4 separate regions of the Homo sapiens genome follow, and all the other regions are linked to region 2. The links are chromatin contacts, found by Hi-C or POLR2A ChIA-PET in ENCODE. All regions are on one chromosome and are shown on one strand. Each heading gives the region's core, a stretch centred on a gene start or an enhancer-like site at or near the end of the contact. The rest is flanking DNA. Distances are from core to core; before and after follow the strand shown. Region 1 holds the start of LINC01991 (long intergenic non-protein coding RNA 1991). Region 2 has its middle 40 kb from the start of TPRG1. Region 3 has its middle 57 kb from the start of LINC01991. Region 4 overlaps IL1RAP (interleukin 1 receptor accessory protein).

What was found. A loop is a pair of places that touch in the nucleus more often than their neighbours do. ChIA-PET counts read pairs that join two places held with the same protein, here RNA polymerase II (POLR2A). Pooled maps may share reads with other maps.
Region 1: a pooled map shows a loop between it and region 2 (4-fold over the local background). The contact joins the promoter of LINC01991 here to the enhancer-like site in region 2. A Hi-C loop is called at or near these places in 3 of 168 maps with a recorded cell type or tissue (CD4-positive, alpha-beta memory T cell, CD8-positive, alpha-beta T cell and naive thymus-derived CD4-positive, alpha-beta T cell) and 9 of 50 pooled maps.
Region 3: a loop to region 2 is called in a map of ovary, with 4 times the contacts of the local background. The contact joins two enhancer-like sites. A Hi-C loop is called at or near these places in 2 of 168 maps with a recorded cell type or tissue (CD4-positive, alpha-beta T cell and ovary) and 8 of 50 pooled maps.
Region 4: a pooled map shows a loop between it and region 2 (5-fold over the local background). The contact joins two enhancer-like sites. A Hi-C loop is called at or near these places in 3 of 50 pooled maps. POLR2A ChIA-PET finds 5 or more read pairs at or near these places in 2 of 52 experiments (Panc1 and activated CD8-positive, alpha-beta memory T cell).

What each region holds. Positions count from the first base shown.
Region 1 is chr3:187,973,997-187,979,142 of GRCh38, forward strand. It overlaps LINC01991 (long intergenic non-protein coding RNA 1991), which reads right to left and starts at 2,411. Exons shown (of 3, transcript NR_135538.1): 1 at 2,330-2,411.
Region 2 is chr3:189,129,077-189,134,069 of GRCh38, forward strand. It overlaps a transcript of TPRG1 not described here. Among named protein-coding and RNA genes, the nearest start is that of TPRG1, 40 kb to the right of the region's middle. RefSeq lists enhancers at 1-138, 2,727-3,926, 3,364-3,433. Within about 2 kb of position 3,440, at least 23 of the 41 ENCODE cell types and tissues checked have a DNase peak (open chromatin) inside an H3K27ac peak, as active enhancers do; they include CD4-positive, alpha-beta T cell and CD8-positive, alpha-beta T cell, where a contact is called at or near this core.
Region 3 is chr3:187,916,571-187,921,657 of GRCh38, forward strand. No RefSeq gene overlaps it. Among named protein-coding and RNA genes, the nearest start is that of LINC01991, 57 kb to the right of the region's middle. RefSeq lists an enhancer at 2,688-2,867. Within about 2 kb of position 2,946, at least 7 of the 41 ENCODE cell types and tissues checked have a DNase peak (open chromatin) inside an H3K27ac peak, as active enhancers do; they include CD4-positive, alpha-beta T cell, where a contact is called at or near this core.
Region 4 is chr3:190,615,779-190,620,757 of GRCh38, forward strand. IL1RAP (interleukin 1 receptor accessory protein) reads left to right here. Exons shown (of 12, transcript NM_002182.4): 6 at 4,497-4,662. Among named protein-coding and RNA genes, the nearest start is that of LINC02013, 81 kb to the right of the region's middle. Within about 2 kb of position 2,978, at least 2 of the 41 ENCODE cell types and tissues checked have a DNase peak (open chromatin) inside an H3K27ac peak, as active enhancers do.

The sequences.
Region 1 (5,146 bases), core at 1,161-3,660, 1.2 Mb before region 2:
CTCCCTCTTAGCTGCCTTTGTAGAGTTAAAAAAGGGAACATGGAGACCATGTGCTCCTGGATGTTCCTCCACGGAGCCCAGCAGCTTTGGAATCCTCTCGAGCTTTCAGGAGGAGCCCCTACTTCAGGCTTCAACAGCTCATTTACTGGCATAGTGAGATGCTAATGATAGAAACCACCAAATGGACAGTTTTAACTAATCTGACTTCCCCCTTCACTAATGAATGCAGCCACTTTGTCCCACAAAATCAGTAGTGGGTTAGAACCCCTTCTTTCCTTCTGGTAGAATTCACCTGCCTCTGGTTTCATCAGCCAAGAGGCCTGAGAGCAGCCAATCAAGAAAGCAGCAATCAAAGTAATTTTTAAAGGAGTTGATGAAATTAAGAACATTGGGTTTTATTAAGCCAGGTCCAGAAGACCTTCCTAGCTGTGAGACCTCATGCAAGTCATTTCACCTCCCTGTGTCTTACTTCCATCTGAAAAATGGGTCGAAAATAAGCCCCGTCTGACTCACCATGTAGACTAGTTCTAAGATCATAGTTAGGTGTTATTAGCACCTTGTAAATATGTTCTCAGAAGGCGAGGGGTACTCAGTTCTATCCATGCAGGAATTTCCAAACATGTAACTCAAGGGGCAGAGAGGTAGCCTAGGAAAAGCATGGGCCTCATGGGACACAGACTACTAGGTGTGGCACGTGCAGTGACGCCTGCATTGTGGTGAGAAGAGAGACACAGGGATGCCACAAGCAGCTACACAAGACCCCTTTCCACATGTACCCAGGCTGACAAAATCACCAGAAAATACAAGCCTTTAAAAGAATCAATTAGTCCCACAATTTTATTCCCCAGGGAAGATAAAATTTACACGCTTCCTGTAATCAATCAATCCCACAAACCTCTTGAAACTTCAGTCAGAAAATTTGCAAACTGCTAAGCAATACACAACTTTTTTTATAGGTGGCAGACTAGAGGTGGGAAGGGAACATCAGGCTCTTTGATACATGTAAACGAAAACATGTTGGTCTTTAAAGAGTTATGATGAACTCTCGGTTTTTCAATAGGAGACTAGAATTTTAAAATCATAGACAGTAGAGCCAGAAAACCTCTTAGAGGCCATTTTCTAATGTATCCTCCCCCCACCCATTTTACAGAAAAGGAAACTAAAACTCAGACAGACGTGACCTGCTTCCAGTTATACCACAAGGTAAAATCAGATAAAATCATGAGCTGTGTCCCTTTCTGCATTTAACTCAGCACACATTTACTAAGCACCAACCAAATTCTTGCTGAAGAAACAAAGATGGATAAGTCGCAGAATGCATCTTCAAGGAATTCAGAGTCCATTAGGGAGACAGACATATAAGCAGATGATTCCAGCACAGATTGGCATGTGCTATATTAATGATACAGAGTGCTATGAGAATACACAGAATTGGGAGTGGCTAATTCTGCCTGGGGTTGCCAGGAAAGTCTCCATCCAGGAGTGGGCATTTGAGTGCATTGACAGATAGAGTGGAAGAGCATTCCAAGCAAAAGGAAAAGAGTGAACTAAAGCAAGGGGACGGGAGAGAACACAGCTTGTGTGGAAAGCCCCACACAAATAGTTTGAAACAGCTGGAGGGTTTATAGAAGGTGCTGCAAAACCACCTCAGGGGATGTCACTAGGTCACAGCTGCCACCCTCCACCTCATTTGGCATGCTCCCTGGGGCTACGGCCTGTGTCCACCTAATGGGCCAGTATAACACCTGGCCAAGTGCCGATGGCATGGTGGGGCTTAATGAATTCCCTTTGAAGATGAGAGGATTGTGAGGGAGAAAAGAATTTGCCACTCAAGTGAGTCAACTGGAACGGAAGGTGTGTCCTGGCTTCTGAGACCTAGCACTCTGGCTGGTTGACCAGACAGCCGAGGTCACCTCCCCTGGGGCCACAGGGTTCTACTTGGGAACATCAAGTCTTTTTTCAGCAAGTTGTTCCTAAGCCACAACACTCTGGCTCACCCCCTGCCTTTGTAGTTTTACCAGTATAATTGATCCCAGAGCTCGGTTTCTGCCATACCCCTTGGTTTCCTAGGGAGTGATGATATATGCAGGCCTCCTTGGAGCTGCAGCACAGCCCAGGCCTCCTGGGGGAGAACACGGAGGGATATGTAAGAGGCAGACATAAATAGTCTTGCACTGCAGTAGTCATCCTTTTGGGTGCTCTGAGCTTCCTGTCCTGAGCTAAGATTTTCCTCTGGGGTTAGCTGAGGCACAGAAAGATAAACAAAGCTTTAAAGTGACTCCCCTCATTGGAAAGCTACAAGCACTTCCAAGACACCATTTTTTCCTACCTTCTGATAAGCGTGTCTAGGCTTCCCATCATCACACCCTGTGAAGAATCCGTAAGGTGTGTATGGGAAGAGGAGAGACCACTTGAGTATGAGACGTCTTTCAAGTGCCCTCCCACATATGCTAGGTCTACAAAATGTCAAAACAGCCAGGCAAATCATGCCAGGATTCATCATGGCAGGGGGAAACCAGTCACCCCTGATACTCACCATTGAGCAGCCCAAACAACTCTTAATGACTAAGGTTTTTTCCACTTACACCTGGTTCTTTTGCTTTCACCACACAATCGTGTTAGCAAATGAGATCCTTGAGTAAGCAAAACAGGTCCTTCACCGATTATCTTGTAAAAACACATTCCATATCCTACTACAGATATTTAGAGCAAGCAACATTTATTCACCTAGGTTTTTCAAAACACGCCTCCAAGCCATTTTTACCATGTAGTTGCTATGATCTGAAAAATCAAGTGTGTGCACAAGCAGGCAGCCAATGGCTTGCGAGAGAAGGATAACTGGGCAAAGAACAAAATTAAAAGCAAGTCACAGATGCAGAAAATGCACTTACAATTTATGTAACTGGATTAGTACCCAGAACACAGGAGGAAGAAAATTCTACACATCCATAAGGAGAAAAAAACATAGAAATAAATGATCAGTCTATATCAACAAGGAAAACTCTGAAAAGGAAATAATCCTAAAAGAAATGGAAAGATGCTTAACTTCACTGATACTCAAAGAAATGCAAAATAAAAAATTAGGAGATGCCATTTCAGACCCATCAGATTGGCTAAAATTTTAAAAGTCGGACAACATGAAATGTTTGACATGATAAAGCAATGACAAAACATGTAGACACTGATGATAGGACTGTAAATGAAAAAAAGCCATTTTGGATAGAAATTTGGCAATATCTATCAAATTTGAGGTTTAGTAGACCTTATATCTTAGCAATTCCACTCTTGGTATACAACCAAGAGAAGCTCTTGCATACAACCAAGAGAAGCTCTTGCATACCTACATAAAAAGCCTTGTATTTAAGAGAATTGTTTTTAAAAGAAAAAAGTAATTTAAAAGTTCATTAGTAGGAAAAGGCTTTATAAATTGTGATACATTCATATGAAGGGATATTATATCAAATTTAAAGTGAGTGAACTGAAACTAACGTATCAATATTGATACATCTAAAATAATAATGTTGAATACAAAAGCAATTTTTAGAATAATCAATATTATTCATGCAAATTTTAGTAACATGAAGTAATACTATATATTGTGTTGTACACATACTTACGGAGTAAATCTACCAAACATGGACAGGACAGACGCATACATCTTTGAGACGGTAGCTATTCTGGGGAGGAAGGAAAAGGGCTGGAAGGAGGCAAGCGACAAAGGATACAGTTATTTTTGGATTTCGCTTCTTTAAAAAGCTGAACCAGGTATAAGGAAATGTTAACATTCTCAAAAAATCATGGTGGTGGGAATGTGAATGTAAGGGTCAGTATAAGTTAGGTTTTGCTGCAATAACAGAAACCCCAAATCTCAATGGCTTAAAAGAGCAAAGATTTCTTTTTTTATTTCATACATTGTAGGTTGGCAGAAGGTGCTGCTTGTTGTTGCCACTCAGGGACCAAGGCTGACAGAGCAGTCACCACCTCCTTGCTGGCAGCTGCACCAGAAGGAAAGAGAGAGCAATTACATGCTCCAGATTGGAAGTGACACACGCTGTCTCCTTTCACAGCTAAGTGGCCCAGACTAGCACCTGGATTTACCTTGCTCAAGGGCCAGGAGTGCAATTCTACCATGTTCCCAGAAATGGAAAGAACTGGAAATATTTAGCTAACAGCGTGAAACTTCACTACGATGGATGTTTGTTACAGTACTTGTCATCCTTTTTTACATGTTTGGATTATGCTTCATATTTTACACAATGGGAAGAAAAGCCCTGGTTTTTAAATCAGGAAGGGTGAGTTTTAGTCTGAGAAACAGAAGGTGAAAGAGTCAGTGGGTGGTGGACAGCAGTGGACAGAGGCTGTCAGTCCCATATATCTGCCTATTCCCAGGCCTGTCTCCATGACTGTAATATCCACAATGATGCTGCAATTATCCCTTCTCCAGAAATGCATGTCCATGTAAATGACCCCAAGCAGGTTGACCTTCTTTGCTTTTGTTTCTATCCACTGAGGCTGAGTAGGCAATAGGAACCCTGATACAAAGAGATGTGGTATGCAGGTCACGGATTATAAGGTCCAAAGACTTCACTAAGTCAGTCCCAGCTCTGCCACTCACACTTCCTGTCACCTTGGGCAAATTGCCATAGTGCCCATGTCTATTTTCCTCCTCTGTAAAATGGGCATAACAATAACACTAAGTCTCTGAATAGTTGTGATAAACAAATGAAGTATGTAAAGTGTTTTGTAACTGTAACGTGCTGTACAGAAGGTCACTGTTACTAAAGACCCAAATTTCACTGCAAGGGAAGCCTCAGTCCAGATTTACATTTCTGGCCGACAATGACTCACACAACTTCCTTCACCAGAGCCACCTGGTTGACAAAATAGACCCAGGCATCATTCTGTGGTCCAACTACTTGAAGAATCTATTGATTTCCCCTTGCGAAAGTGAGTCTGGGAGCGGGGATTAAGCATTACTGCAGATTCCCCAGGGGAGAATAAAGGGAGAGGCTATGATTCCTGTGAACACGGCCTGAATGGGGAGATGCTCTAGGCCTGGACTGAAGCCTGGGTCTCTGGGACCCATGGAATATTGGAGCTGGAAGAGCACACAAGGGAAACAGTGATCTTTCCCATCATTTTTGAA
Region 2 (4,993 bases), core at 2,190-4,689:
AACTTTAGTACTATTCACTAAAGTATGGACTTTATACATATTTCATCAATTTTTTCACAAATGTCCTTTCTTATTCCTAGGCTCCAATTCAGAGTCCCACGTTGCCTTAGTTGTCAGGTCTCCTGCCATCTGTGACAGTTTCTCACAGTTTTTCCTTTTCTTTCATGATTGTGACACTTTTGAAGAGTACTGATGAGTTATTTTGTAGAATGTCCTTCAATTTTGGTTTTTCTGATCTTTTCTTGGGACTATACTGAAGGTATTGCAAAAGATACCACAGCAGGGATGCGTCCTTCTCAGGCTGTGATACCAGGTATATTATGTTGATATATATTATTGGTGACATTAACCCTGATCACTTGGTTAAGATGGCATCTGCTGGATTTTTCCACTGTAAATTTGCTGTTTCCCCCTTTGTTATTACTAAATATTTTGAGAAGTGACACTTGAGACTATAAAAATATGCTGTTTATACTTAAACTTTCCCTCATTAACTAATTTTAGCCTCTTGTGGTGGATCTTGCTTGTTGCCATTGTTATTATGATGTTGTAATGGTCATTTTCTATTTTCCTCATTTTCTCTATATTTATTAACTGAAACTCTCTGTTGGAAAGAGTTGTCGCTTCACTCCTTATTTAAGCTCAGTTATTTTAAGTCCAAGACTATTGCTTTTTTCACTAAAGCACAGATGAAGAAAAAAGTATAGGATTTTGAGCTATGGTAAAGTTATGATTGTTTCATGTGCACAGTGGAAGGAGTATGAAAATAATTTTACTTATTTTACTAACATTGATCAAACATTTACTTCTATACAGGGCCTTGTGTTAGGCATTGTGAAGGAAAGAGAAATGCACAAAAAATCTCATGGAGGCTGATAAATCAAAGATAATACTTAAGGTACTCTTCATAAGAGGGATAATAAAACTTCTCAGCTGAATGTTGAACTGATAAATGATTATGTTGATGACTATGGCAATGATAAGTGAATTGTAATGCAGTTATCAAGCACTCATGGCAAGCTCAGCTCTGAGTAATATAGAATATCCTCAACCAGATGATCATGATGTATGTACAGATCTTGGCACATACATCATGTGCCATGGGTTCTAGGCACATGCATAGTACCGAGTATGTTGGGTTATAAGCACCATGAGATCTTTCTCATAATTTATAGAAAGAAGAACTCAACTAGACAATAACTATTTTGACTGTCTTTAGGATCCATGATTCCTTTCTGCCTGGGAGAGATTATGAGGCTTCAGAGAATTCAAACATTGCTCCTCATTAAGGAAATGGTGAATTAACTTACATGTAGTACCTGAAAAAATTAAACTTCTATTCTCAGTGCTTTCTTAACTGGCCTAAAATGGACCTTACAGGTATAATCTCAGTAACTCAAATGTTATCAGAGGAAAATGGCCTGGCATGGTCAAAACGTAGCAGATTATTTTAACCAGTAGTTAATAAAACTGAACAACAGCATGAAAGAGAACACCAATAGTCCCTTGACATGGACTGTAATAGGATGAAACTAGAGGCAAATGTAGATTCCCTTCTGTGAGTGTGAGGGCTCTACTATCAAGCAACCATTTATATATTCTGGCAGAATATGAACTGCTTAGGACACACTCATAATGTGATGTGAAGAGTACCAATGTCTGTTAAAAAAATCCATTTGAAAGTACTATTTAAAAAATCCAACAGTAGAGCTATATATTCCAGCTATAACAGGCTTTCATTTACATTCTTCCTCAAATGCAGGTCATAACCTGAGTTTGAGATGCAGGGAATGACCTGCGTTTTAGAGAAGAGGAAAGTGAGGTTCAGGGCCATATGTGATTTTTGCTAACAATGGTGGATCTTGAGCTAGGATCCAAAACTTCTGATTATGAGATGTGTACTTTTTACCTCATGCCATGTTACCTCTGGCCGGTAAAATACCTAAAATTCTGCACAACTCTAAGTAACGTGATCGTATGTCCCACTTTGCCCAGAACAGTTCAGATTTATCCTTTTTGGCAGCATAATTAGTAATAATCTTACCTTTTACTCTAAAAAATGTTTTAAATCGGAGCAGCGATTATGTAGTAATTTCACTGATGGGAGGGCTCAGGGAGATTCCAACTTGGGCTTCAGTGTTTAAATTGGTGCTAAAGAAATCCCTAATGAGTTACTTCTATACATTACAAAAAGGCAATATCATTTAAGATATTATGTAAATATGATACATTCTAATGTTGGAATTATATATAAATATTCATGTGTGTATATGTATACGTGTATATACGTGTATCTATATGTGTGTTTATATATATATAGTTGTCTAGAAAAAAGCTCACTAAAAGGCAAAATTACAATAATTTGAGAATATAAAATCTCCATCTTGAAGGAAACAAGACCATGTAGATAGCAGTTGATAACATAATAATAATTCTTCTCACAAATGCAGTAGGACTTTATATTACTGAGCACTTTCTGATCATATTTTCTCATTTCAACTTTCTAAGAATGCTCAGTCAATAAACGAATCCCCCATTTTGCAGGTGAAGCCAAAATGCAGATACACAGTGAATGAGGCAGATCTGGGACCTCTGAGATTGTCCTCATTAAGACCCTTCAGCACTGACCTTTATCCTTATCCTATATTGGCTTTCAAAGCTAAGAGTGAGACATTGAACTTATAGCCAGAGGCATATTATTATGCTTGTGCTGCTTGTCTCTCATCTCCTTGAGAAGGAAAAGGAGAGCATAATAGTGCCACAGTATAACTCAGGAGAAACTAAGGAAAGCTTCTTTTTTATTTAAAGCCAACGTTTAGCCAATGGTTAATTTCTGTCTCAAGCTATTCAAAGGAATACTAACTAAGATTTGCTGTGACTGCTATGTGATTTATGGCAACTTGCTTTTCTTCTCTAGTCCTCAGTTTCTCCATGTGAAAAATGAAACTTTTAACTAGATCATCTCCATGGTTCTCTCTGGCTCTGATAGTGCACGACTCCCTGATTCTGAACTTCTGGGAAAAGGACAAATTCCAAAGCTGTATTCCAGAACCACCCTGTCTAACTTGGTCTCTTCTTTTCTTTGCATTTGGAGTGAGCCCAAAAGAAAGGTCATTTTTGCAGACATCTTGATGTTGTGCTCCAATGTCCTCATTAAATAACAGGAGCCTGGACTGGCAGGCCCAAGGGAATATTCAATCAAGGAGAAAAAGGCCAAGTCATTACTGGAACCCTATCATCAGAGCTGTAAACACAAGCATCTATTCCTGGGCGTTAGCTGAAAGCGTGTTTGATCGCGTGCTTTCTCTCTCTCCTTATACAGGTTCCGTTTGTCAAATGTGTGCGACCCTTCTGATAAGTCACCAGAGGTGATGAGGGAGAGAGAGAAAGAAAGCAAATTACAACTGTAAAGAGTCTCTGAACAGTGAAAGATCAAAACAGACAGTCTCTGGCTTTACTGGATGAGTCACCATTGCAGCCCGACCGCAAAAACAAGCGTGGCTTCTGTACTTAGCAGCAGTCTTCCTGTCTGGAAAGGAAACATTGCTCAGATTGGAGATACTGGCCATTTTATAGACTTCAAAGCAACTTAGGCCACTGAACTGTCAGGCGGGAAAACAGGTAAAACAATTTTCCTAGCGTTTGTCTGGAGAATCAGCTACTCAAATCTGATTTGAAGCTGCATGGAAATACTTTCATCTTTAGCCAAAGCTGTTTATTTTAAAAAGTTTTAGTATGATGGTCTTCAGTTCCAGTGTAGTATGTCTATTTTTCCTCAAATAATGTAAGTTAGTTTTTTCTGGAAGAGACTTGTTTCCAGGCACTGAGCTAAGTTCTGTGGGGGATGGAGATATAATCAACATGAGGACCTTCTAATGAGGAAGCGGGGCCAGTACACATACCATGACACTATGAACGGAAATATGTACTGAAAACAGGAAAAACATGATACCATGATGGTGCAAGGAAAACAGAGGTGGGTCTTGATGAATGGTCTACCAGAGGAGAGACTAGTGTAAAGAAAGGCCTGTGTGTATTCAGGATTTAGCAATGAGTCTAATTTAGGTTGAAATGTAACATACAAATAAGGAAGTAGAAGAAATAAAACTGGAAAGAGACTGGGATCAGATCTGGAAAGAGTTTGAATGCCAGGATGAAGATTTGAAGTCTTATGCTGTGTGCTAGGGAGACAGGGAGAGAAGAAGTAGTAACGTTATGGGAAGATAATAGTGCCAACTCCAGAGAGGAAAAGGCAAAGGAGCAAGATCAAGATCAGTTAGAAGCCTCTTGCCACAGTTCAGGAAAGAAATTAATTTTGGCCTGATATGGTTTGGCTGTGTGTCCCTACTCAAATGCCATCTTGAATTGTAATCCCCTCGTATTGAGGGAGGGAAGTGACTGGATTATGAGGGTGGTTTCCCCCATGCTGGTCTTGTGATAGTTCTCACAAGACCTGTTGGTTTTATAAGCCCTGCCTACACTTCTCTCTCCTGCCACCATGTGCAGAAGGTCCTTGCTTTCTCCTCTGCCATGATTGTGAGTTCCCTGAGGCCTCTTCAGCCTTGTGGAACTGTGAGTCAATTAAGCCTTTTTCCTTTACAAATTACCCAGTCTCAGGCAGTATCTTTATAGCAGTGTGAGAACAAACTAACACATGGCTCCTCACTTACAGCATTCCATCTCGAGCTAGACAAGAGAAGATCTACAGGAGAGGGTTGTGTTAATGCATCTGAATTTCTAACCTAGTCTATGAGGATATTAATATAAATAAAAGTATTCACCATCACAGAATGGATTAGTGTATGTTAAAGTCATTGAGTGGAGGTGTGTGAGACTCTGAAGACTGTGGCCAACTCAAGTTGACACAACAAAAGAAAGTTGCTCACTTCATAGAAGTGTGGAGGCAAATAGTGTTATCTGGACTACTCATACTGCAGGCTTTATTGCTGCTTGGAATGTTGAATACACATGTTAGCTATTCAACCCATAGTTT
Region 3 (5,087 bases), core at 1,696-4,195, 1.2 Mb before region 2:
CTAGTTAAGAATTCGATTCTTTTCTTCTTTCCCCTGATGTTCTTGAGGAAAAAAATAATAACAAAATAATGACTTACTCTATACCAGGCACTATGATAATATGTTTATGCTTATTATTTCACTTGCCAACAAACTGGTATGAAGGAAGAAATGATTCAACTCAACTGCAGCAGCAGTTCCAGCGATCTGGTTGGGAGTTAATACTGATGCAGCCCAATTGTCCCCACCTCCTGCATTTCTACCTCAAATCCTTGAAAATGACAAGTCGCGATCTTAACAATGGTATTAGGTGCTAATAGATCCTGAAGTACCTTATGGATCATAAAAAAAAAAGCTTAAATCATACCCACTATCATTTTAGTGATTAGCAAAGTGTGTTGTAATTTACTTATTTTGAAACCAAGAATCAGTAAATGATATGGAGGGTAACCCAATGAACCAGAATTTTCCATTGCTCAGAATGCCCCATTTCCTAGCCATTTTGGATAAACAGGAATTTACTATGGCATTAGAATAATAATAGCCTACAAGGACTAGATTCTGGTAGCTGTAGCCTTGCCAACAGTCCAGCAATGTGTCCACTGCAGAGATCACTGTCCACTCCAGCCGGGTATCACCAGGGCCCAATCAGACTCCTTTTCAGAAATCATGGGCGGTGTTTCCATGGAGCTCTGCCCGAAAAGAGGTGATCTAAATCTTGCATGAGAGATGTACATCAACAGGGAGCTTTGCCTAGAACACTGTGACCTAAAAAATCATATTAAGGAACTCAGAATGCAGAGTCAGTTTCACAGACACCAAGTGACCTTGTGCAAGGCACCTCACGTATTGCCTCGCCTTCTTGACACCCCCTAATGAATGGTGACAGCGACACGCCCCAGCCGGCTGGGGCAGGCATTCTGATTTTCACTGCTCTGTTTCTTTTTCTTTCTCTCTCTCTCTCTGTTTTTTTGTTTTCGTTTTTTTTTTTTTTTTTTTTTTTTTTTTTTTTTTTTTTTAAGGCAGCCTGCTCCTTATATTAATCATCTTGCTGTTTGTTTAGTTCTGGGAAGGCAAGCACTGATTCACAAAGGAAAATCTCGCCTAGTGGTCAGATTGAATAGTATCTTTGCTACATTTCGGTTTGAAGATACCACCCAATTTATTTTTGATATTTCTTATATAAGGTTGCACATGATACATTTCTTGTGGAGTTTAGGGCTAGAAAGGGCTGGGTCCCCCTTGATCCATAGCTATTCTTCCTTTACTAGAGGAAGAGGGCTGTGAAATGCAATGCATGTTCCTTTCTTGTCTAAGCTGCTGGGAAGCTCAAAATCACATCATATGCTTGATTAAAATTATTCTTATTCTGTGTTTTTTTCTTCGAGCTGTCCTTTCATGACAAGGTCTTAATCTTTCATCTGTGTTTTAATGATCCTGTAATTTCTGTGACTAACAGTATATGTTACTTCAAATCCTTTTTTAAAGTAAGTGGCATGCAAATAAATCAATAATGCGGACAACTATGTTTTATAAAAACTTTGCAGATAAGAAAATCGGAAAGATTAAACCTTATTCTATGATGAAGTCTGAAATTTCATTTCTAACACAAATTAATCATTAATATTTAAAAGCTTATACATAGTAATAGCTATGAACCTTTGCATATCCCTTACCATTTATAAGGCAAACGCTTTCACATATGTGATCTCATTTTGTAATTAGCATTCACACTTTACAGATGAGGAAAGTGAGGCTTAGTGAGATTAAGTTAGTAAACTCAGATCTTCTGACCCTAGGCCAAGTCTCGAGTTGTTCTCCCCACCCCGCCCCCAACATCACTTTGCCTCTCATTGTCTTCTCATTTAAATCAGCATTCTTCTCACTACCTCTAGACAAACGCTTTGTTTTTTTAATGTGTCCATCAGAATTAAGCAAAAAAGCCATTTCAAGTGTTTATTTCTCTTACTGGGAGGGTATGCAAAAAGTTTGGAAACCACTGATTTAAGGTCTAAAGGGTCAAGCTTGAAGCTTGGAGTGGTCACTTCTAGAAGATCTGAACTCCCTGTCATCCTGGGGTTCCCTGTGTCAGTTTAATGGGGCAGGGGGAGACATCCAGTCTCTAACATACTTTTCTTTTCTAAATAAATGTAATGCCTAAGTGACACACAGATACCTGTAATACCTGTTGACACCAAATCAACAGATTGCTGGGAGAGTCAAGGAGAAGAAAGTTTCGTTACTCCCTAGGGCTTGTTGGTGAGAAAACACATGTGAGTCTTTAAATTGAAAGTGTCAGAGACGTGTTGTTCCACCAAGGGAGGAGTGGGGGGCAGTTGGCCAGCTTACTTTAACACGACTCTGAAGATAAGTGCTTGGTAAGCACTGTATTTGTATTTTTGCTTTTTGCCACTTCAGGCAACCTACCTACTGCCAATTACAAGTTGAAAAGCTTTGGAGATAGTTTGTATAGAAGGTCCTCTGCCTACAGAAACTTCTGGGAGGCTGAGTACCCTAAAAGAGATGTGCATCCGATGAGGTTGTGTCTGATTCTCCTCCAGGTTTGGACAGACCCAATTCTAGTTTCCCATTAGGGCCCAGATCCTGCCCACAGTCTGGGGGCTAGAGAGGCTAATCTCAAAGGGCTAGAAATGAGTCAGTTTCCACGCTCAACATCAGGCGTGTGGCTTCCTGAAGCACAGACGAGGAAGCGTTGAATTTCAAAGAGCAAATTTTTTTTTTCTTTGCATACCATATCCGGAACTGAAACCACCAATTCATTTCACTTAAGATTTTGCACTATACTCAGATCATCAATAACATCCCAGAGATAAGATACCAAGATTTTCTCAATGCAGACATTCTGTCTTCCTCTCTTTCTGTCTTTTGGTGATGACTGTTATTGAATTCTTCTTCTTTTTCTTCTTCTTTTTGAGTCCTAACAACACAAAATTCGGAAGCCTTTGTTTTTTTCATAGGTGTCTGTGAGTACTAGAAGTCAAATGTCCAAAAATCTGCTGAGACTTTCACCTTGCTCATAACTTTCTGCTTTCCCTTGCTAGTCAGGTGTGTGTAAGATCACAGATCCAGCATTCCACTCAAGGGGGTAACTAGATTTGCTGAGGGCTCGCTGAGGTAACCAGTCACCTCACTAAACAGTGAAAGTGGTTGAAAGATGGAGTCTGTGGCAGATTCATGCAAACTACCCTCACAATGAGAAAAGCAATGGAAAATACTCACATCCTCCTGATGCTGCTGTAACATCAATATGTTAGGAGGAAGGAAGATTCCTACATATCACAGTGCAATTTATAAACCACTTTCACATTCGTTCTGTCTTGATTCTTACCGGAACTTTTGAGATCAGCCACACAAGCATTATTCTTCCCATTTTAGAGATGGGGGCACACAACACTAACAAAAGTAGAAAGATGGACCTAAGCAGTGACAGTGACAGAGCCAGAGGCCTCCGATTAGACCCCAGCTTTATTGATTCTAAGTCCAGTATTCTTGTAACTGCTGTCTAACCTTATGTATAATATAATATTACATCATAATCCATGACCTAATGTTACACAGTCATTTGTTGACATTTTAAAATTTCAAGTTCTTGCAGGTCAGAGTTAATGGTTGTTGGTCATTACTTTGGTATAACCCTTGCAGGCCTCTGCTTAGTTTATTCAAAAAGTGGGGGAATGGCATTAAATTCTGTGTTGCTTTCAGTTCTAACATTTTGTGAGTCTATGTGTCATCCTTGGAATTGCCCAAAAGTGTTACCACAGTGTTCACCACGGAGCATCAGTTCCCAGGATGACAGTAGTTTTAGGTAAAAATTGACACCACCATCAAATAAGTTTTTAAAAAGAAGGATTGGCCAGGTGCGGTGGGTCATGCCTGTAATCCCAGCACTTTGGGAGGCAGAGGCAGGTGGATCACGAGGTCAAGAAATCGAGAGCATCCTGGCCAACATGGTGAAACCCCCGTCTCTACTAAAAATACAAAAAAATTAGCTGGGTGTGGTGGGGCACACCTATAGTCCCAGCTACTCGGGAGGCTGAGGCATGAGAATTGCTTGAACCTGGGAAGCGGAGGTTGCAGTTAGCCAAGATCATGCCACTGCACTCCAGCCTGGTGACAGAGCGAGACTCCGTCTCAAAAAAAAAAAAAAAAAAAAAAGCAGGATTATTCCAAATGAAACAGGTTGCTTTGCTACAGCCCTTCTCAGAGCCTTTGAATGTAAATCTACAGGGAGGAAATATGGATACACAACATTCCTCTTTACTTGGCCCTAGAACACGGATCTTATGAGATTAGTACTCCATGGAGTTCATTTTAATAAACAGTGGACATTCTCTAATGATCCCATTGGTCTCTCAAAGCAGCAGCACACATTTCAAGAGAAATTTTGCACCATTCCAGCACCACAAACCCCACGCCACACCGTGCCAATGCCGCACACACCAAGTCATGCGGTGTAGTCCTCCAACCCAGGGCCACCTGAAGTTGAGCAATTCCAGCTGCACAATCTGGATCACATCACTTCAGCCACAGAAGCTTTTGTGTTTAAAAAAAATCCCCACAATCTGTCTGAAAGCAAGGACTTCCACATGTTGCCTGAATACAGGACTAGAGACAGCGCCTTTCATTGCCTTGGAAGTTTATTGCCCTTTCATTTCCCTGAGTGCAGAATCCCATCATTCTCCCGATTATGAGAGGAGAGAAGAGAGGCTGCCCAAGGTTTTTGCATCCTGCCTCTTGTCATTCTGTCTCCCCTGGCTTTTCTAGTATCTTTCCTCTTTAGAGAAAGGAATTCTAGACTCTCAGACTCTTAGGAGTGTGGAAAACCAAAGGGGAGATTTCTCCAATCTGCAGCCACTCTTAACTTGACTCTTCCCCTTTGGCCTCCCTTCCAGAGCCTCTGTTGAACAGCTTCTGTGGGGCGGTGCTCACTCCATCCAGAGGCAGCCTGGCTCCATGTTTTCACACTTCAGATTATTCAAAAGTTCTGAACCACACTCTGTCTTGTGGGAACTTCCTACTATGGGCTCCAAACAAGTTTGATCCTGCTGATCCTGCTTCCACACGTGTAAAATGTGTCTTCCCCAATC
Region 4 (4,979 bases), core at 1,728-4,227, 1.5 Mb after region 2:
CCAGACTAAGTGCTATTAGGAAAGAACATTTCTGAAAACGTGCCTGGCTTGGCCTTCTTGTTGGCATAGAGATATTGTTGAGAAGTTAGTTCAAGGTCTGTGTAGTAAGCCTTATTTTTTAAATGCCTGCTTCTATTTGATTTGACAACATAGATTGGTTCTTTAACTCTTTTCTTTACCTACACTTCCTATATAGTGATTGGATTTTCAACCTTTAGTGTGAGAGAGTATGTACCATATTTTCTTTCAGAGCTATACACATATAATTCTATATGTGTACATATATGCATATACAGATAACATTTGACGTAAGGTTTAGGGCCTCTGAGGACTCAAGATTCATGACTTAAACACAAAGCCAAATTCAAATAGCTATGAAGTCTTGAAGCCACTTCAGGCCATATAAATCACCTACTCTGTACTTCGATAGCACTTCATTCATATCTTGTCTTTATTATTCTAGAGATTTTCTCTTTTTTCTGTAGTAAGTAGTGACCACTCTTTTCCTGTCTCTTTCTCTTTCCCTTCAATACCAAGCACACAGCATAAAACTGAGCTAACTATATTGTACTTAGAAATTGATTAAATAATTGAATGAATTAGCCTGCCCTGTAAAATTCCAGAGAATAAGCACCATTTGTGGTTTTTTTTTTTCTGGCAATTGTATAGCCAGCTCCTAACCCAGTGCCTGGCCCATAGGAGGGACTTTGTAAATATTTGTTGTGTAATCATTGCATGACTTAATTCTGTTAATTGGAAGTGACTAGTTTATCTAACTCTTCTAAGACTTCATAGCAAAGTATGTGTTTTATACCAACTTTATCTTGAATGCAAAAACTTCAGTAGATACTACTAACAGTTCAAACCTTGTATCTCAATTAAACTCTTTGTATCTTTACATCTACTTTCCCTTTCCATCCTACAACCCACCATCCAATGTCTTATATTCCAAATACTCATCAGCACTTATACACTCGATGAGCCCTCAGCTCCATGCCTTTTGGGTCTTGGCTTCTCTCATTCATACCTTTGATCAGGCAACACTAACGTGTCGAGCATTTACCAAGCACCAAGTATTGAGCAAGTTTCCGACCACGCAGATATGGAACTTAAAAACCCCACTGTCCCTCATACAAGTTAATTTTCCAAAGGAGGAACTCTGCATGAAAACAGAGCATTATAATAATGTAGTTTAAGTACTAACAGTCAGGGAAAAAAATTAAGACAATACAGGTGAGTTCTTCACGCTTTTTCCTGTGCCTGAAGTGTCTACTTCCCATGTCTACCTTCTTCCTCAACAGATGTTAATATTCTTATCATTTAAGAACCAGCCCAAATCTTTCTTCATTAAGTTTTTCTAAGTTGTTTTGTTTTTATTTCATACTCCCTTGACCCTAAATGCCTTTTATTGTGTTTGTTGCAATCCTTCATTAGACCATGAATAACTATAAGTTAGAATTGTATCATTTCCATTTTGGTGCCTTCACACAGTTCTTTACACATTGTTGGTTTCTTGAATGGAAACACTTGTTCTTACTTCATCATGACATTCCTCCACTGCACCCTTCCCCTCCCCACATGATTCGTTTCAGTTGAAAGATCCCAAAGTCATTTCTTGTGTTGTTCTTTACCTATATGTTGTGGTCGGTTGCCACAGCAACCATAGCATGGTTGAAAAATCGCTCTTCTATTTAACTTCTCTCTTTTGAATTCAGAATGAGGAACTAATGGGTCAACTAGGATTGTTTGTCTTCTAGTCAGACAAGTGTTTGCTTTATTGTGGAAATTCACTTACTGTTCACTCATTTCTTATATTTTAAAGCAAGTTTCCTATTCTTGGAGAATCTAAATCTTTTTTTATGTTTGTTTTCTTCTGGATTCCAAATAAATGGTTTTGAAATCATTATAACATTTTCAGGTTTTATTTTTATCAACAGTTTATTATGTTTAAAATTATCCTATGTGTCTCAGGTACATGTGTTGTGAAGGGTCTAGAGACAGAGTTGCTGATAAGAAAGAGAGAGCTAACCAGACACACAGCAGGTTAATGTTCATAGACATTTGTAGTGTAACAATGCCCTGAATTACCCTCACACACGTATTAGAATGTAAAATATTCCCTTTATTTCTAAAATGTTTTAGGCCTAATAGCTTTGAAACAGCTATAAAAAGTTTCTTTCATCACATTCTTAAGGAAATACTGTTGACAAGTTCAGTAAAAATAATTGACTTCTCATCCTCAAAAGTGTGCTTCCTCAGTTTACCACTGATTGCAGGAATTAGCCTGTTTTAAGTGATAGAGCCACATCACGCTTTTCACTCAGGCTGGCTCCAGGGATGGCACAGGTTCAGGGCTGCTATATGGAATGAAGAGACACTATCAGGTGAAATTAAAAGCAAGGACTTTGAAACAAGTAGATCTGAATTCAAATTCCAGCTTTAACACTGTCTGGTGGTATGACATTGACAGTTACTTAACGTTTCTAGGCCTTGTTCATTCATCTATAAAACGGAGGTAAAAGCATTACAAACTTTACATGTTTGGAATAAGGATCAGACGAGACAGAGTATATGTTAAGTGCATGTCTCAGTATAATTTTTTATAGCCTCAACTCACTGCTGAGGAGAGGTATTCATTCTTAGTTAAGAAGCTGATGAAAGACCGTTATTCGGCTTTCTGGAAAACTGAATTTCAGCTCTCTACTGTGTTATCTAGAATATCTCTGTCTCATTTTTTCCGTCTATAAAATTACAGCGTATTTAGTCTGATCTGTCTACTTCACAGGAGTTTCAGAATAGCTAAGCTAACAAATGAGGGGGAAATACCTTTGAACTGTTTAAATGAAAAGTACCACAAAAATAAAATAGTTCTATTGATACTGTAAACTCAATTCAAACCAAATCTGACATAAACTTATAAGAATACAGGCCTTTGAGACCTTATCCTTTGTGATATCCTAAGGATATTGAAATCGTTTGCTGACCTGACAAGTGTCTACAAGTATTGCTTATCTTACAGGAGAAGCTGCGTTGAAAAAAATACGTTACCCAAGCTTATAGTAGCTTCCTCTTGATGATCTTTTCCATGAAATGGAAGTTCAATGCTGTTCTTAAAATACACATTTCCTGTGACAAAGCATTACAAAATGTGCCTCAATGTAACTGTCATATTTCAAAGTACATGCTCCAGGAATTGAAGAAAACCTTAATCATACAAACATTAAAGATGAAATATGTGAATAAAAAAAATTGAAGTTACAAGCTAGTAGTAGACTCCCAGAAATTTAAAGATGTAAAAAGCCTTAGAGATAACCTAATCTTTTTGTCATAGGTGACTTATTGATATTTAAAAGAAAAACAAAAGCTTTTCTAAAAGTAAATGTTCAACATATATTTTTGTCACAGATAGTGTATTGATTTTTTTTCTCAAAAACAGCAAAAAGTAATAATTTAGCCAAATAGTGAGACTGAGAATTTGAAACAGGATTCTAGATATGTTGAATGAGATAGTTGTGGACTGAGATAGTTCAATTTCTCAATTTTAAATGTCAACAGTTATATGCAAATGTGAATTAGGAGCAGAAATACATTCCTAGATCTTGATCAGGCCCATGAAGATATTTTATTTTTAGTTTCTGAAATCTGTGATACTCAGTTATAAAAATGGGATAAAGTTGGTGGCTCATGCCTGTAATGCTAACACTTTGGGAGGCCCAGGCAGGCGGATCACGAGGTCAGGAGTTCAAGACCAGCCTGGACAGGATGGTGTAACCCCATCTGTACCAAAATTACAAAAATTAGCCAGGCATGGTGGCGCGCACCTGTACTCCCAGCTTCTCAGGAGACTGAGGCAGGAGAAGTGCTTGAACCCAGAAGACTGAGGTTGCAATGAGCTGAGATCACGCCACTGCACTCCAGCCTGGGTCACAGACTGATGAGACCCTATCTCAAAAAAAAAAAAAAGTAATAAAAGAAAAATGCAAAACAGTTTGGAAATATCTGATACAGGGAAACAACAGGGTGATTAAAAATGCCAATCAGACATCTAAATTGGGGCCTAGATTATCAGACGGAGTGACTGGAGTCCCAAATTAATATAATCAGTGAAGAAATATTATAAAAAGAAAAAGAATTGCTTTCTAAATAGCAGGTCTTGCAGTTGCTCAAGTTTCCTTAGTCATTATTTCAAAACTGTAACTTTGCTTTACTATCAACATAGGATGCCCAGAATTTGATCCTGAGACAGGAAGCCTGTGTTTTTGAAGTCACACTTTAGTTTAGAATTTTAATTTCTCATGATCAGAAAAGATAATGACAGGTGTTTCATTTATTCTTCGCAGAAATCTTGTCAAATACTTGACCAAAATAGTTTTATAAAAACTGCAGCATGAATATTTCGGTGTTCTGTGCAAAATTAGATGTGAGTGTGCGTGTGTTTGTATGTTTTCTATGCATGTATCTAAAAAGTAAACTTTTTTTTTTTTTACTTTTTCTAGGGCTGTTATAAAATACAGAATTTTAATAATGTAATACCCGAAGGTATGAACTTGAGTTTCCTCATTGCCTTAATTTCAAATAATGGAAATTACACATGTGTTGTTACATATCCAGAAAATGGACGTACGTTTCATCTCACCAGGACTCTGACTGTAAAGGTAGTAGGTAAGCATGATTAGTGTCCAGTACACACAACAAGCATGTGATCATCTTGTTATGGTTTTTAATAGTTTATTACACACTAGTATGTAAATTGTATAAGAAAAGTGATTCATGTTTTTTGTTTACAGTACTGTCTCTAGAGCCTTCAACAATTCCATGCACATCGTAAGCATTCAGTAACTGTTGGTCAACTGAATGAATATGTGAATAAATGAATGAAGTAAAGGTAGTTTGGGGAGGGAAAGGAGCACCAGACAGATCTGTGTTCAAATTCTGTCACTGCCACTTATTAGAAACATGACGTTGAACAAGGTCCCTGT